Regions from separate parts of the Homo sapiens genome. Here all the other regions are linked to region 3. A link is a contact called in ENCODE Hi-C or POLR2A ChIA-PET data. All regions are on one chromosome and are shown on one strand. Each heading gives the region's core, a stretch centred on a gene start or an enhancer-like site at or near the end of the contact. The rest is flanking DNA. Distances are from core to core; before and after follow the strand shown. Region 1 has its middle 63 kb from the start of EEF1A1-AS1. Region 2 overlaps KCNQ5 (potassium voltage-gated channel subfamily Q member 5). Region 3 has its middle 4.7 kb from the start of DDX43.

The links. A loop is a pair of places that touch in the nucleus more often than their neighbours do. ChIA-PET counts read pairs that join two places held with the same protein, here RNA polymerase II (POLR2A). Pooled maps may share reads with other maps.
Region 1: a pooled map shows a loop between it and region 3 (2.8-fold over the local background). The contact joins two enhancer-like sites. A Hi-C loop is called at or near these places in 6 of 50 pooled maps. POLR2A ChIA-PET finds 5 or more read pairs at or near these places in 4 of 52 experiments (CD8-positive, alpha-beta memory T cell, OCI-LY7, activated CD4-positive, alpha-beta T cell and 1 more).
Region 2: a loop to region 3 is called in a map of MCF 10A, with 10 times the contacts of the local background. The contact joins two enhancer-like sites. A Hi-C loop is called at or near these places in 2 of 168 maps with a recorded cell type or tissue (MCF 10A and mammary epithelial cell) and 9 of 50 pooled maps. POLR2A ChIA-PET finds 5 or more read pairs at or near these places in 1 of 52 experiments (activated naive CD4-positive, alpha-beta T cell).

Annotation. Positions count from the first base shown.
Region 1 is chr6:73,584,280-73,589,079 of GRCh38, reverse strand. No RefSeq gene overlaps it. Among named protein-coding and RNA genes, the nearest start is that of EEF1A1-AS1, 63 kb to the right of the region's middle. Within about 2 kb of position 3,384, at least 32 of the 41 ENCODE cell types and tissues checked have a DNase peak (open chromatin) inside an H3K27ac peak, as active enhancers do.
Region 2 is chr6:73,179,263-73,183,969 of GRCh38, reverse strand. The region is part of intron 11 of KCNQ5 (potassium voltage-gated channel subfamily Q member 5); the gene reads right to left. Among named protein-coding and RNA genes, the nearest start is that of KCNQ5-AS1, 38 kb to the right of the region's middle. Within about 2 kb of position 3,114, at least 3 of the 41 ENCODE cell types and tissues checked have a DNase peak (open chromatin) inside an H3K27ac peak, as active enhancers do.
Region 3 is chr6:73,387,875-73,392,387 of GRCh38, reverse strand. It overlaps a transcript of OOEP not described here and the pseudogene RPS6P8. Among named protein-coding and RNA genes, the nearest start is that of DDX43, 4.7 kb to the left of the region's middle. Within about 2 kb of position 3,132, at least 24 of the 41 ENCODE cell types and tissues checked have a DNase peak (open chromatin) inside an H3K27ac peak, as active enhancers do.

The sequences.
Region 1 (4,800 bases), core at 2,135-4,634, 200 kb before region 3:
AGCCCGGGAGTTTGAGACCAGCTTGGGCAACATGGTGAAACCTGGTCTCTACAAAAAATACAAAAAATTGGCCGGGCATGGTGGTGCATACCTGTAGCCCCAGTTATTCAGGAGGCTGAGTTGAGAGAATCACTTGAGCCCAGGAGATCGAGGCTGCAGTGAGCTGAGATCTCACTGCACTCCAGACTGAGTGACAGAGCGAGAGTCTTTCTCAAAAAAAAAAACAACAAAAAAAAAACCCACTCTCATCTCCTAAGTAAGAGTCTAGTGGCTTTTGTTTACACCTAGAGTAGAAAAGTTAAGTGGTATCACTGCCTTTAGTCTTGCCCTCTTCTATCCCAGCTTCCCACCAGTGTTGAGTTCATTGTCCCAATACAACTAATCTCTCTGATTAAGGTGCTCCCCTATGGTGAGCCCCATGGCTTCCCTGGGCCTACCCAGTAAACTCTCCCACCCAGCAGCTGTGCCCTCCTCACCCTTAGGTTCAGCCTACCCTACCCTTATCTTATGGTGGGAGCCATGCCTTGTTGCAGCGATCTGGCTGCTTCACTTCCCCATGCCTTCTCTCCATCTTCCCTTTCCTCTTCATACCTTTATTAATTTCCTTCCCTGGGTCTGGAAGGTCTCTCCTCAACCTTGCCACCTCCTTCATGACCCCTAATTTCTTCCACCCTCCCTGATCTAGATGTGGTGTCTCCCTTTAACCTACTAAAGTGCCACATTATTTATTTATTTTGGGGTTTCCCTTTATTTTAAACTCAAGGATTTAGGCTCAATTATGTGGAAGAGAGAATTTCTTCATTCATTCAGCGAATACTAAGTATCTACCCTTTGCTAGGCAACAAGGATACAAAGATGCATCTGACACAGCCCTTTCCCTCCCTGGAGCTCCTTCTGACTCCTTGACTCCTTGATCCCCTTCCTCCTTTTTTTTTTTTTTGGAGACAGAGTCTTGCTCTGTTGCCCAGGCTGTAGTGCAGTGGTATAATCTCCACTCACTGCAACCTCTGCCTCCCAGGTTCAAGAAATTCTCCTGCCTCAGCCTCCCGAATAGCTGGGACCACAGGTCCATGCCGCCACATCCAGCTAATTTTTTGTATTTTTAGTAGAGACTAAAATACTAAATTTTTAGTAGAGCCTGTTGCCCAGGCTGGCCTCGAACCCCTGAGCTCAGGCAATCCGCCAGCCTCAGCCTCCCGTGAGCCACTGCACCCGGCCCTCTTTCTTTATAATACTTAATGAACACATGTCTGTGTCTGTCCCAGGAATAGATTCATCACAAACATCTTGAAGGCAGGGTTCATTCCATTCATCTCAGCATGGTCTCACTCATAACAACATGTGCTTAGTTCACTTAGGATGCTTATTAAATAACAACCCTTTAGTTAAATAGACTAAAAATTGATATTTTTGACCAGGCACAAAGGCTCACACCTGTTATCCCAACACTTTATGAGGCTGAGGGCAGGAGGATTGCTTGAGCCCAGGAATTCAATACCAGACTGCACAACAAGGCAAGACCCCATCTCTACAAAAAATTTTCTAAAAACTTAGCCAGGTGTGCTGGCACAGACCTGTGGTCCCAGCTACTCAGGAGGCTGAGGTGGGAGGATCACTTGAGCCCAGGAGGTTGAGGCCACAGTGAGCCATGTTCACACCAAGCCACTCCAGCCTGGGCAACAGAGCAAGACCCTGTCTCAAAAAATAATAAATAAATACATAATTTTTTTTTTGAGATGGAGTTTCGCTTTTGTTGCCCATACTGGAGTGCAGTGGCACGATCTTGGCTCACTGCAACCTCCACCTCCCGGGTTCAAGAGATTCTCCTGCTTCAGCTTCCCAAATAGCTGGGATTACAGGTGCCTGCCACCATGCCCGGCTACTTTTTGTATTTTTAGTTGAGACGAGGCTTACCATGTTGGCCAGGCTGGTCTCGAACTCCTGACCTCATGTGATCCGCCCACAAAGGCCTCCCAAAGTGCTGGGATTACAGGCGTGAGCCACAGCACCTGGCCAATAAATAGAAATTTTTGATCTCATATATTGTTTTTTTCATATGTTTTCTGCTGACCCAAAAAATTAAATAAATGTGCCGACTGCTTTTCAATTTTTTTTTTCAATAAGGCTCCAGGTCAACAGTAGTGCAAGCTTTTAATGAATAAATATGCTAACATCAAAATAAGTTATAAATGGTAATTATTAGCAAATAGTTTTGAAAGTATTTGAGAGTAGCTTAGTTTTGTATATGCAAAATACTTCTCCCAGTTATTCAACAAGTATTTACTGAGCATCCACTATGTACCAGGCATTGCTTTTTGCACGACGACATGGAAGTGGAAAAAAAAAAAGAAATAAGCCAAGTCCCTTTTCTCCTGCAGCTCACATTTTTATTTATCAAGCGTTTTTGTTTATAAGCTCCAGCCTTCAAAACCTCTCATGTAAAAGCATTATTATCCACCCAACAAGCAAATCCAATGGGGAAGAAGCGTGCCAACTGACCTTGAGAGTCCAGTTTATGAAAGAACTTGAGACAAACGCTGAAGACAGCAGTTTGTATTAGCCATGGTAATGTCTTTCTTACTTCAGCCTTTGTTTCGTTTTCAGGAAATCAGAAATAGAGATATCTGAGTTTAGACTTTGTTGCAGAGTAGATTATCTTATCTCCCCTCTGGATGTTCAAAATAAAATTCCCCCAAATATTGGGACCAAAGCTATCACAAAAACAAAACAAACAAACAAAAAAGCCAGCCATGGTGGTGCATGCCTGTGGTCTCAGCTACTCAGGAGGTTGAGGTGGGAGGATAGCTTGAGCCCAAGTGGTCAAGGCTTCAGTGAGCCAAGATCATACCACTGCCCTCCAGCCTGGGTGACAGAGCCAGACGCTGTCTCACAAAAAAGAAAAGAGAGAGAGAGAAATTCCCCCAAACAGAAAAAGACTGATGTAACATTTAAATGTGAAGGCAGGAAGACCACTATAGGAAATGGCCTGGTTCCTCTCAGTAAAAGCATGTTACTGCCTCAGAAGAAGAGACATGGGGTAAATGTTTAATTTCAGTTAAAGAATAAATTATCTTTCTCATAGACATGTAAATTAAGATGGATCACAAAGCCTTTTCAGATGCCTCTGCCTTTTAGAGCAACCATAAGCAGAAAAGCCAATTATAAAAGTTTTTACTCTCAAAGGATAATATAGAAAATTATTTCTAGGAGCTGTGCAAAGGAAAGCTGTGAGCATAAGCAATACTGAAAAGAAATGAAATGTAAGGAATTTTCTGCCCCCTTTTCTTATGTGCCTGGAGGAGGAAGAACACTAGTAATTTTCCAAGTGCCTGTTTACTTTCACTTTATCTTGATGTTGGGGGAGGCGGAAACTTAGAAGTGTTACATCACTGCCAGTCCTGTGCTTGAGTGAGAAGCCACTTTTGCCCAACTGAGCTAAAAAACTATTGAAACTATCAGTTTCCTCATACACATTCTCAGTCCATAATCGTCTAGACTTTGGTAGAGGGGTAGGATTATACATATATATTGTATTAAATCTTTTTCTTAAGCACTCTCACTGTCAGAAACAACTGAAATACGCTAACATGTCCAACAGTGTTATCACCTCTCCGATCAAGTGTGCATCCTGGTCCCAATCATGCTTTAGAGCACTACAAATAGCCCCTTGTGTTAAGCACGTTTTATAGCCTTCACTCTACAGTCTGAAACTTGAACTTTCCCCAGAAGTTTTGTTGATATTAAAAGTGATCTGGAAAGGATAAAGAGTCTGATCTTTTTAATGCTTAAGAATTGTTTTGGGCTGGGCATGGTGGCTCATGCTTATAGTCCCAGCACTTTGGGAGACCAAGGCGGGAGAATCATTAAGATCAGGAGTTTGAGATCAGCCAGACCAACATAGTGAAACCCCGTCTCTACTAAAAATACAAAAATTAGCTGGGCATGGTGGCGTGAGCCTGTAGTCCTAGCTACTCAGGAGGCTGAGGCAGGAGAATCACTTGAACTCGGGAGGTGGAGGTTGCAGGGAGCCGAGATGATACCACCGTATTCCAGCCTGGGCAATAGAGCAAGACTCCATCTCAGAAAAAAAAAAAAAAAAAAAAAAGAACTGTTTTGTATGAAGTAATGAATGCTGTTAGAGGAAATTCAAGTCTGTATATTGAATAAATCACCCATATAAGATCTAATTTTTTTTTTTTTTTGAGACAGAGTCTTGCTCTGTCACCCAGGCTGGAATGCAGTGGCACGATCTCAGCTCACTGCAACCTTGGCCTCCTGGGTTCAAGCAATTCTCTGCCTCAGCCTCCCCAATATCTGGGATTACAGGCGCCCACCACCATACCTTGCTAATTTTTTTGTATTTTTATTTATTTATTTATTTTTCTTTTTTTTGAGACAGAGTCTTGCTCTGTTGCCCAGGCTGGAGTGCAGTGGTGCCATCTCGGCTCACTGCAAGCTCCGTCTCCCGGGTTCATGCCATTCTCCTGCCTCAGCCTCCCGAGTAGCTGGGACTACAGGTGCCCACCACCACGCCTGGCTAATTTTTTTGTATTTTTAGTAGAGACGGGGTTTCACCGTGTTAGCCAGGATGGTCTCGATCTCCTGACCTCGTAATCCACCCGCCTCGGCCTCCCAAAGTGCTGGGATTACAGGCGTAAGCCACCGAGCCCAGCCTGTATTTTTAGTAGAGACCGGGTTTCACCATCTTGGCCAGGTTATTCTTCAACTCCTGAACTCATGATCCATCCACCTCGGCCTCTCAAAGTGCTGGGATTACAGACGTGAGCCACTGCGCCCGGC
Region 2 (4,707 bases), core at 1,865-4,364, 210 kb after region 3:
CTAAAAAGAATACAACCTCAGTTTTTCATTCCTAGGAGATTGCTATCAGTGCTTCCAAAAATCACGTGTGCCTGTCTTGCTCTAAGCAGGACCAGGTGTGAGGGATGCTCTCTGGGGCTCCTGTTTTAGCCATCATACTCTGTGAATGAAGATGCCAGGTCAGTGGGGTCACATAACTTGACATGTTTACATTATTCAATTATCTCAGCCTCCCTCTTTCCACCCAATCCCCTCTCACTTCTTTCAGGACAGTACACGATTTTCATGATCAAAATAGAAGGTAGAGAGAGGAAAATTTGTGTCCAAGCTAAGTTTGAGAAAGCATCTCTGAGTATTTAGTATTGTCCTCCTTGCCCCCTGCAGCATTTTCTTATTTCTCTGGTCATCATTGGAATGCCTGGAACTGCCTCTGTCTCTATGATGCAATGAACTTAACCTGGGCACCCACTATCCATCTGCTGGACACAGAGCTGGATGGCGGGGATACAAAGGTGAACAAGACATAGATCTTGCTCTCTTCAACTTAATGTTGAGTGGGTCTCCAAGAGTTGTGCTTGGCTGGATGGCTGGTGCAGTGCTAAGTACTTTACCTGCATTCTGTCAACTTAAAACTCTAAGAATTTTCCACCTTTGACATTTGGGTCAAGTAAAGCTCAGGAGGTTGAGTTACCTGTTCAAGGTCACAGAACTAGTAAGAACAAGGTTACTGCAGATGCCAAGGCTCACATTTTTACCATTCCACTCACAGTGCTGCAACACAGAGTGAATCCCAGGCAGGCAACCTTGTAAACATTAAGGAGAATGTTTAGGCTGTCTATGGATCTGACCTCCTACTCTGCCTTGTATGCTCTGACATTCTCACACAAATGAATCCAAGGCCACATTAGTCATTTATTCATCTCTGTCCTTGTCTTTCCAGAGGGGATCCCATACTTGGAAAACATCTGCCTTTCAACCTGGCCACCTGCATTCTCTCATAAGGTCCCTTCTGGGAATCAGTCCATGGCTAATATGGGTTACCTACCTCCAGTAATTGTAATGTTTTCCCTTTTATCACAAATTTTAGGGGCTGTCTGCTTACTTTACCTCATTTGTAGGATATATACATCAGTCTCATTGGAGTCTGTTAGTTTTGCTTTACAGGGTATATTTTCCAGCAAATATATGTAATATATTCCCAACGTATATCATGAGCAAAAAGCTACCCAATTAGCCTTTGATAAGAGGAGAGAGTAGGCCATTATCTTGTTACTTGCAGGGAGCAAGGAAGCTCAGAGTTCAATAATTCTAGACACCAGGAAAAAATATGTGGGTGCTGAAAATTGAGGAAAATGTCCCAAAGTAGGTATCAACTACGAATTCAAAAGGTCTTTCAATTCTTCAATTTTTTTTCTAAGACTTGCATTTCATATACTAAGGGCTTTAACTACAGGATGAGGGGGTGGAGGGGAGACCAGAGGAGTAGGGGAGTCCTTGTTGGCAGGTAGAAGAGTGAAACCTGGTTTCATGCTTAGTTCTCACATAGGCTAGCCCAGACCTTCTGTGTCTTACTCTCTAAACACAGCTGGGAGCAAGCCCAGAGCGACTCAGAGTCTAGACAAGGGCCAGAAAGCTTCTTCTATAAAGGGCCAGGTAGTAAATATCTTATGCTTTGTGGGTTGTATGGTCTTTGCTGAAACTACTCAAGTCAGCCACTGTAGCATGCGAGCAGCCATAGGACAATAAATAAATGAATGAGTGTAACTACATTTCAATAAAACTTTATTTATAAAAACAAGCCCCTTGGGTTAGATTTTGATCCCCTGGCTATAGTTTGCTGACCCCTGGTTTAGATAAGAAGAGCTAAGAGAAAATGCCCTGAAGCCAAGAATAAATGAAAGCCCATGAACTGGCCTGGGGAAGAAGCAGAAGACCTTGGTGGCCTCTTACATGCTTACAAAAGAAGTTTGATATGACTTGTGTATTTCCTACTAGAAAGGAATTTCTGGGCAAATCATTCTAGAGTTAAATTAGGACCTTTAAGATACATTTAATGATTAAAATGATAATATTAGATAGCACTTTATAGTATAATCCTATGATAAGGGTACTATTGCCATCCCTGTTTTGCAGATAAAGAAACTGAGGCACAGAGAGGTTAAGTAACTTGCCTGATGTTAAACATCCAGTAATTGTGGAATTAGGACGTGAACCAGTTTGGCTCCAGCTTTGAGCTCTTAATCATAAGGTTCCTCTATTGTCTTAACATTAAGATCTTCATACTTTAACACAAAATAACAACAATGAAAAAGACACTTTGATATGATATGATTGTTTTTACTCACATGTGCCTGGCACATAGTAAGTGTTCAATACACTTTTGCTAAGTGAATGTCCTGTTTTTACTATGTCTCTCCTTCTTTGAGAGAGGTCTAAAGTTTCATGCAAGAAGTAGTTAAGAAGTTCTACTAATTTTTCAAAGGATTACCTTAGAAGAGAAAGGGAGTGCTGAAGTGACTGATTCATCCTTTCTTTCATGAATATTCATTAAGTACCTATGACGAGCCCTTTGGAGGACCAGCAAAAGGCTGAGGAATAAGTTACATACTCATCTGCTTCTTTTCTTCATGAGGGTAGATTGCATCACTGGGATTAATACAGCAGCAAAGAGCAAAAGACCTCTAAGGTTAGTCTCCTTTGATGCTGTTGGTTATGAAGAGACTAGGAGTCTAATAAACCCATTGCACAAAACTGATATGCCCCAGCAGTACCACTAGAGGGTGTAAAAGATTCATCACAAACCTAAACTAGTACCTCCTCTTGAAACTGAAGTCTGCTCATACAATTTTCTGAGCATGAAGAAATAACTAAAGCAAAGTGAAACTCTGGGTAGACGACATCTATATATACACACGAACACATGTGCACTTATAAGGAAATGTAGGTGCATTTGTTGTGCTGCCATGAGTTCTAAAATCTTACAAAAGTCTTATTCCAATCCTCTAAATTAGGGTAAAAATATTGCATATGAATATGCAGAGATAAGAACGATGAGAAAACAGAAGCAGCAGTGACTGCTGCCACCGCCAAACAGATGGACGGACCCAGCCAGCAGCCAAACCATGTGCAAGGGCGGAGAGGGCTCAGCCAACTGTGAACTGAAGAGGCAGTTTGATTGACTGTCAAGACAGCAGTACTTCCCAAGCTTGGCTGCTCTTTGGAATCACCTAGGGAGCTTTAAAAAATGCCTGGGTCCTACCTCCAGAAATTCTGTTTTAATTGTTCCAGGGCATGGTCCAAAGATTTTATAAAACTTTTCAGGTGATGCTAATGTGTGGCCAAGGTTGAGAGCCACTGGAGTAGAGACAGGATTGGGGTGATGGTGGCATGTGGTGGTGGAGTGTGTTGGGGGTGGAACAATCCCTGCTCTCATGCAAAGAAGTGATCATGATTCATGCCAGCTTGCAAAATCTTCTAAGTCGCACATGTCAGACCCATTGACATGGCATTAGTGTGCCTTGGTGTCAGACCTCTAATCAGAACTGAAATGCTTCCCCGTCCTTGAGTGAGGTCTGAAGTTTCATGCAAGAAGTAGTTAAGAAGTTCCATTAATTTTTCAAAGGATTACCTTGGAAGGGAAAGGAAGTGCTAAAGTGACTGATTCATTCATTCTTTCAATGAATATTCATTGAGTACCTATGACGTTGTGCTGAGTATTGTGTTAGGCTCTGAACTGTTAACTGCTGGGCGCTGGCAGAGTTAAAGAAGCCTCCTACGTGATGACAATGATCATTTGGTCCTTGGTCTCTTCCTCTCTACAAGCATGGTGCAAGACAATGGTTGCTGCGACTGTGAGCTCTGATAGGATTTGAGAGTTTCATTTGTCCAGAGCTTGGAGCTCTCTAGATAAGCTCCATGTGGCTGCCTCCCCTAGTGATGCCTGATGAGTGGGACTCGAGAATTTGTCCATTCATTCATTCATTCATTCATTCATCAAACATTTATTGAGTGCCTATTATATGCCAGCTTCTGTGCTAGATGCCAGGGATACAGCAATGAAGAAACAAATCCTATTGCTTGGGCACTTTCAGTCTAGTAGGGCAGACAGACAAGTAGGCAGACAGTTAAAATTCACTTTGTGATGTGCAAGGTGGTGGGAAGCCCAGGTTGATATGGGAATGCAGAAGAGGGGTGTTTAACCCAGACTGGTAGAGGTGATCAGAAATGATTTCTGGAGGAGATGACAGTGCTTTACCTACTCTGCACCCTCATTTATGGGGATATTATTAAGTTTCTGAAGGTTGCTGAATGGCCCCCTTGTGATTGCAGATCTTATGTTTGTGGGGTGGATGTGGGTTTCTCCCCCTTAACCCCTCACTTTATGTTGGTTATTTGGGTTAATTTACACTACCGACATGCATTCCACATCCCTCTGTTATGGTTTGAATGCCCCCTCCGAAATTCATGTTGAAATTTTATGCCTAATGTGGCAGTATTGAGGGGTGGAACTTTTAAGAGGTGATTAGATCATGAGGACTCTGGCTGTATGAATAAATTATGGATTAATGGGTTAATGGATTAATGAGTTATCATGAGAGAGGAACTGGTGGTTTTATAAGAAGTGGAAGAGAGACCTAAGTTAGCACTTAGCATGCTCACTCTGCTTGCTATGTGATGCCCTGTGCTGCCTCAGGGTGCCACAGAGAGTCCCCACCAACAAGAAGGCCC
Region 3 (4,513 bases), core at 1,883-4,382:
AGTTGGCAGTGAGCCAAGATTGCGCCATTGCACTCCAGCCTGGGCAACAAGAGTGAAATTCCATCTCAAAAAAAAGATAAAAAAACATTAAATAAATGATAGGCATTTAATCTCCATTCTCTAATCTTTAATCTGAAATGGGTAGTATTAACAATCTTTAGAAAGGAATTTTGTTGGATTCAACGTGCTGAGATTTTATTAAGGATTTTTGCATCTATGTTAGTCAGAAATACTGGTCTGTACTTTTCTTGTAATGTCTTTGACTGGTTTTAGTATTAGGGTAATGCTGGCCTCATAGAATCTCTTCCAGAAAGTAGAAGCAGAGGGATACTTCCTAACTCATTCTATGAGGCCAAAATTATTCTAACACTGAGAGTGAACCTTCACGTAAACTAGGAACTTTCAACAGCCAGGAAGGACATACCCATCAAAGACAATAACCATGACTCATAAACAATGGCTTCCAGTGCTTTGAAGAAACCTCAGGTGCTTGTCACTGACCTGTGTTCGTGAACTAAGAAATGGGAATATGTGGGCTAAGAAATAGTTTCTCTTGATAAACAACACTTATAAAAACCTCTCCTTTTCATGGTGCCTCAGAGACAATCAGCTGCTTCAACATGAAGCTGAATGTCTCCTTCCCAGCCTCTGGCTGCCAGAATCTCTTTGAAGTGGATGAGGATTGCAAATGTCATACTTTTTCTGAGAAGCTATAGTCACAGATGTTGATGCTGATGCTCTAGGTGAAGAATAGAAGGGTTATGTGGTCGGAATCAGTGGTGGGGACAACAGACGAGGCTTCCTCATGAAGCAGGGTATTTTGACCCAAGACTGTGTCTGCCTGCTACTGAGTAAGGGGTATTCCTCTCCTCCAAGGAGAACTGAAGAAAGAATGCACAAATCTGTTCAAGGTTGTATTGTGGATGCCAATCTGAGTATTCTCAACTCAGTTATTGTTAGAGAGAGAAGGCTAATCCTGAACTGCCTGATAATATACTGCCTCATCCCCCGGGACCCAAAAGAGCTAGCAGAATCCAAAAACTTCAATTTCTCTAAAAAGATGATGTCCACCAATATGTTATAAGAAAGCTCTTTGTTATAACAAAGATAAGACACACAGGGCCAAAGCACCCAAGACTCAGTGTGTTGTTACTCCTCATGTCCCGCAACACAAACACCTGGCTTATTGCTCTGAAGAAACAACCTACTAAAAAAAATAAGGAAGAGGCCACAGAATATACTAAACTTTTGGACAAGAGAATAAAGGAAGCCAAAGAAAAACACCAGGAACAAATTGCCAAGAGACACAGACTGTCCTCTCTGAGAGCTTCTGAGTCCAGCCAAAAATAAGCCCGGCGGATTTAACATTTTGATACTGTGTTCTCACGTGGTGAGGAAAGATATCTAAGATGGTAATTCCAGGTAACACGAATATTTTTAGTTCTGTATTTTATTTATTTATTTATTTTTATTATTATTATTATACTTTAAGGCACAGTGGCTCACGCCTGTAATCCCAGCACTTTGGGAGGCCAAGGCAGGCAGATTACCTGAGGTCAGGAGTTCGAGACCAGCCTGGCCAACATGGCGATACCCCCCTCTCTACTAAAAATACAAAAAAAAGAAAAAAAAAGAAAAAAAAAATTAGCTGGGCATGGTGGTGCATGCTTATAGCTCCAGCTACGTGAGAGGCTGAGGCAGGAGAATTGCCTGAACCTGGGAGGCGGAGGTTGCAGTGACCCGAGATCGCACCATCACACTCCAGGCGACAAGAACGAAACTCCGTCTCAAAAAAAAAAAAAAAAAGTTTTTGGGTAACAAATAAGATCAAACCTCATAAAAATAAAACAAAAAAAGCAAAATAATAAAGTAGAATAACTATTTACCTAGTATTAGGTATTACAGGTAATCCAGAGATGATTTAAAGTATAAGGGAAGCTCTGCATAGGTTATATGCAAATACTATGCCATTTTACGTAAAGAATTTGAGCAACCCTGGTATTAAGTATCTTTGGAGGGCCTGGGACCAATACCCCCAAAATCCCAAGAGACGACAATACTTGCTGTGAACCTAAAATTGTTCTAAAAGATAAAGTCTAAAAAGGGAATTTTGTGTCTGTCAAGCTTTTCATTTTTGTTTTGTTTTTAATTGGATCAGCTATGTCCTTGAGTTTGGGCAGTGGATTAGTAAATAACTTTTTTTTCTTATTTCTTTTTTTCTTTCCCTGTGGGCCAGGCTGGAGTGCAGTGGCGGGATCTGGGCTCAGCACAACCTCTGCCTCCCGGATTCAAGTGATTCTCCTCCCTCAGCTTCCTGAGCTGCTGGGACCACAGGTGCGCCACACACCTGGCTAATTTTTGTAGTTTCAGTAGAGACCGGGTTTCACTATGCCAACCAGGCTGGTCTCTAACTCCTGGCCTCAAGTGATCTGCGCCCGGCGGATTTAACATTTTGATACTGTGTTCTCACGTGGTGAGGAAAGATATCTAAAACGGTAATTCCAGGTAACACGAATATTTTTAGTTCTGTATTTTATTTATTATTATACTTTAAGTTTTATGGTACATGTGCACAACGTGCAGGTTTGTTACATATGTATACATGTGCCATGTTGGTGTGCTGCACCCATTAACTCGTCATTTAACATTAGGTATATCTCCTAATGCTATCCCTTCCCCCCTCCCCCCACCCCACAACAGTCCCCGGTGTGTGATGTTCCCCTTCCTGTGTCCATGTGTTCTCATTGTTCAATTCCCACCTATGAGTTCTGTTATTTTAAATTTTTTCACAACATAGAGCAAAATGAGTTGCTTTTTTAGACCTGTGACAGCCTAAGCCTAAGCCTTTTGCGATAAAAAGCGGTGGAATCTATTATCCTAAATCCCAACTTGGTTAGAAAACCATTCACTAAGCAAGTAGAAATTGGATATGCCTGCGGGCCTTTCAAGTTCGTTCTACCACCTACTTTTCCCCACCAAAAAAAAAGATAAAAAGGTGGAGTTCACGCCCAATTTTGACCTGAAGGCAGAAAATTTCCACAAGCTTGCATTTTTGCCTCGGGTGTGACCTGAGGGAGTTGACCGCCAGTTCCGGAGTAGGGCGGGGACTTCTGCTCCTGGGGTAGAAGCTGAATCAGTCGCCCCAGGTCCTCGGTGCCATTTCCCTCCGGCAAGCCTCAACCTCAGGAGGGAAGCCCTGGCCTTTCTCCTCCGCCTGCCAGGCGGTTTCTTCTGTCCGAAGCCTCTGGCTTCCTCAAAGCTCCCGGGTCTGCATTGGTGCTAAGTGGCCTGCCGTCTCGACGTAGCTCCCCTGGATAGCGACGCGCCAGAGCACCGCCCCAGGTTCCAGCTCGCGTCGCGGCTTCGCATTTGCACCGCTGCGGGATCCCTGAGCGAGTACCCCCAATGTGGGTTTGGCGGAGCTAGGAGAAGGAACGGTCCCTCTACCCTCCGAGAACTTATTCCTCCGACTCCGCCAGGCAAGGAGCCACACTCTCCCACAAGGAGGCAGCAAACACCGCACCCTTGGCTCTCGGAGCAGCAGGCGCTGATTTTGGAAAATCCGCTCCTTAAGTTTTCACTTACCACCTGGACTAGAGAAGGTGGCAATATCTTATACTGGGCACTTACAACCTGCCAGACTCATTTAATTCTTAGAAAACTCCTGTGAGATGGATGTGGGTATCCCCATTTCACGATGAAGAAACCGAAGTCAGAGGAGCCCAGTACTTGGGAACCCAAGTGGAGGTGATGCCAAAGCTGAGCATTTTCTGTTCTGCCACTTTGCCTCTCAGGAACCCATGGGTGCAGTTCCCAGGAGGAAGGGGATTCCAGCCTCCAGCTGCCATCCCTTTTTCAAGAAAAAAGCTACGGTTACTGGCATTAGGATAAATAACTTTGGCTTTAAGATGATCTTAGAATTAACGTGTTCACTGCATACATTTGGAAAAATAAAAATAAAAGTATTACCCAGAGATAAATTTGGTCCTTCTGAGTTTTCTTCTAGGCAAACTTTTGAGATTTTACTATTCAATTTTGCACTCTGACTTTTCCCCTTAAATTTTATAATAAACATCCATGTTGTTAGACATATAATTTTTTGTTATACATTCTTCGCTGTTTATAATTTGTATTTTCATTTCACTTTGGGGGAGGGGGAGGCATAAGGATTTTTTTTCTCACGAAAAGAAATTTTAATTCCATTGTTGTCAGGCCCAGTGCGGTGTCTCACGCCTGTAATCCCAGCACTTTGGGAGGCCGAGGCGGACAGATCACCTGAGATCAGGAGTTTGGCACCAGCCTGGCCAACATGGCGAAATCTGTCTCTACTGAAAATACAAAAATTAGCTTGGTGTGGTGCCGCATGCCTGTCGTCCCAGGTAATCGGATGGCTGAGGCACTGAGGCATGAGAATCGCTGGAACACAGGAGGCGGAAGTTGCAGGTCAGCCCAGATTGCGCTACTGCACTCCAGCATGGGCAACAGAGCAAGACCCTGTCTCAGAATAAGTAAA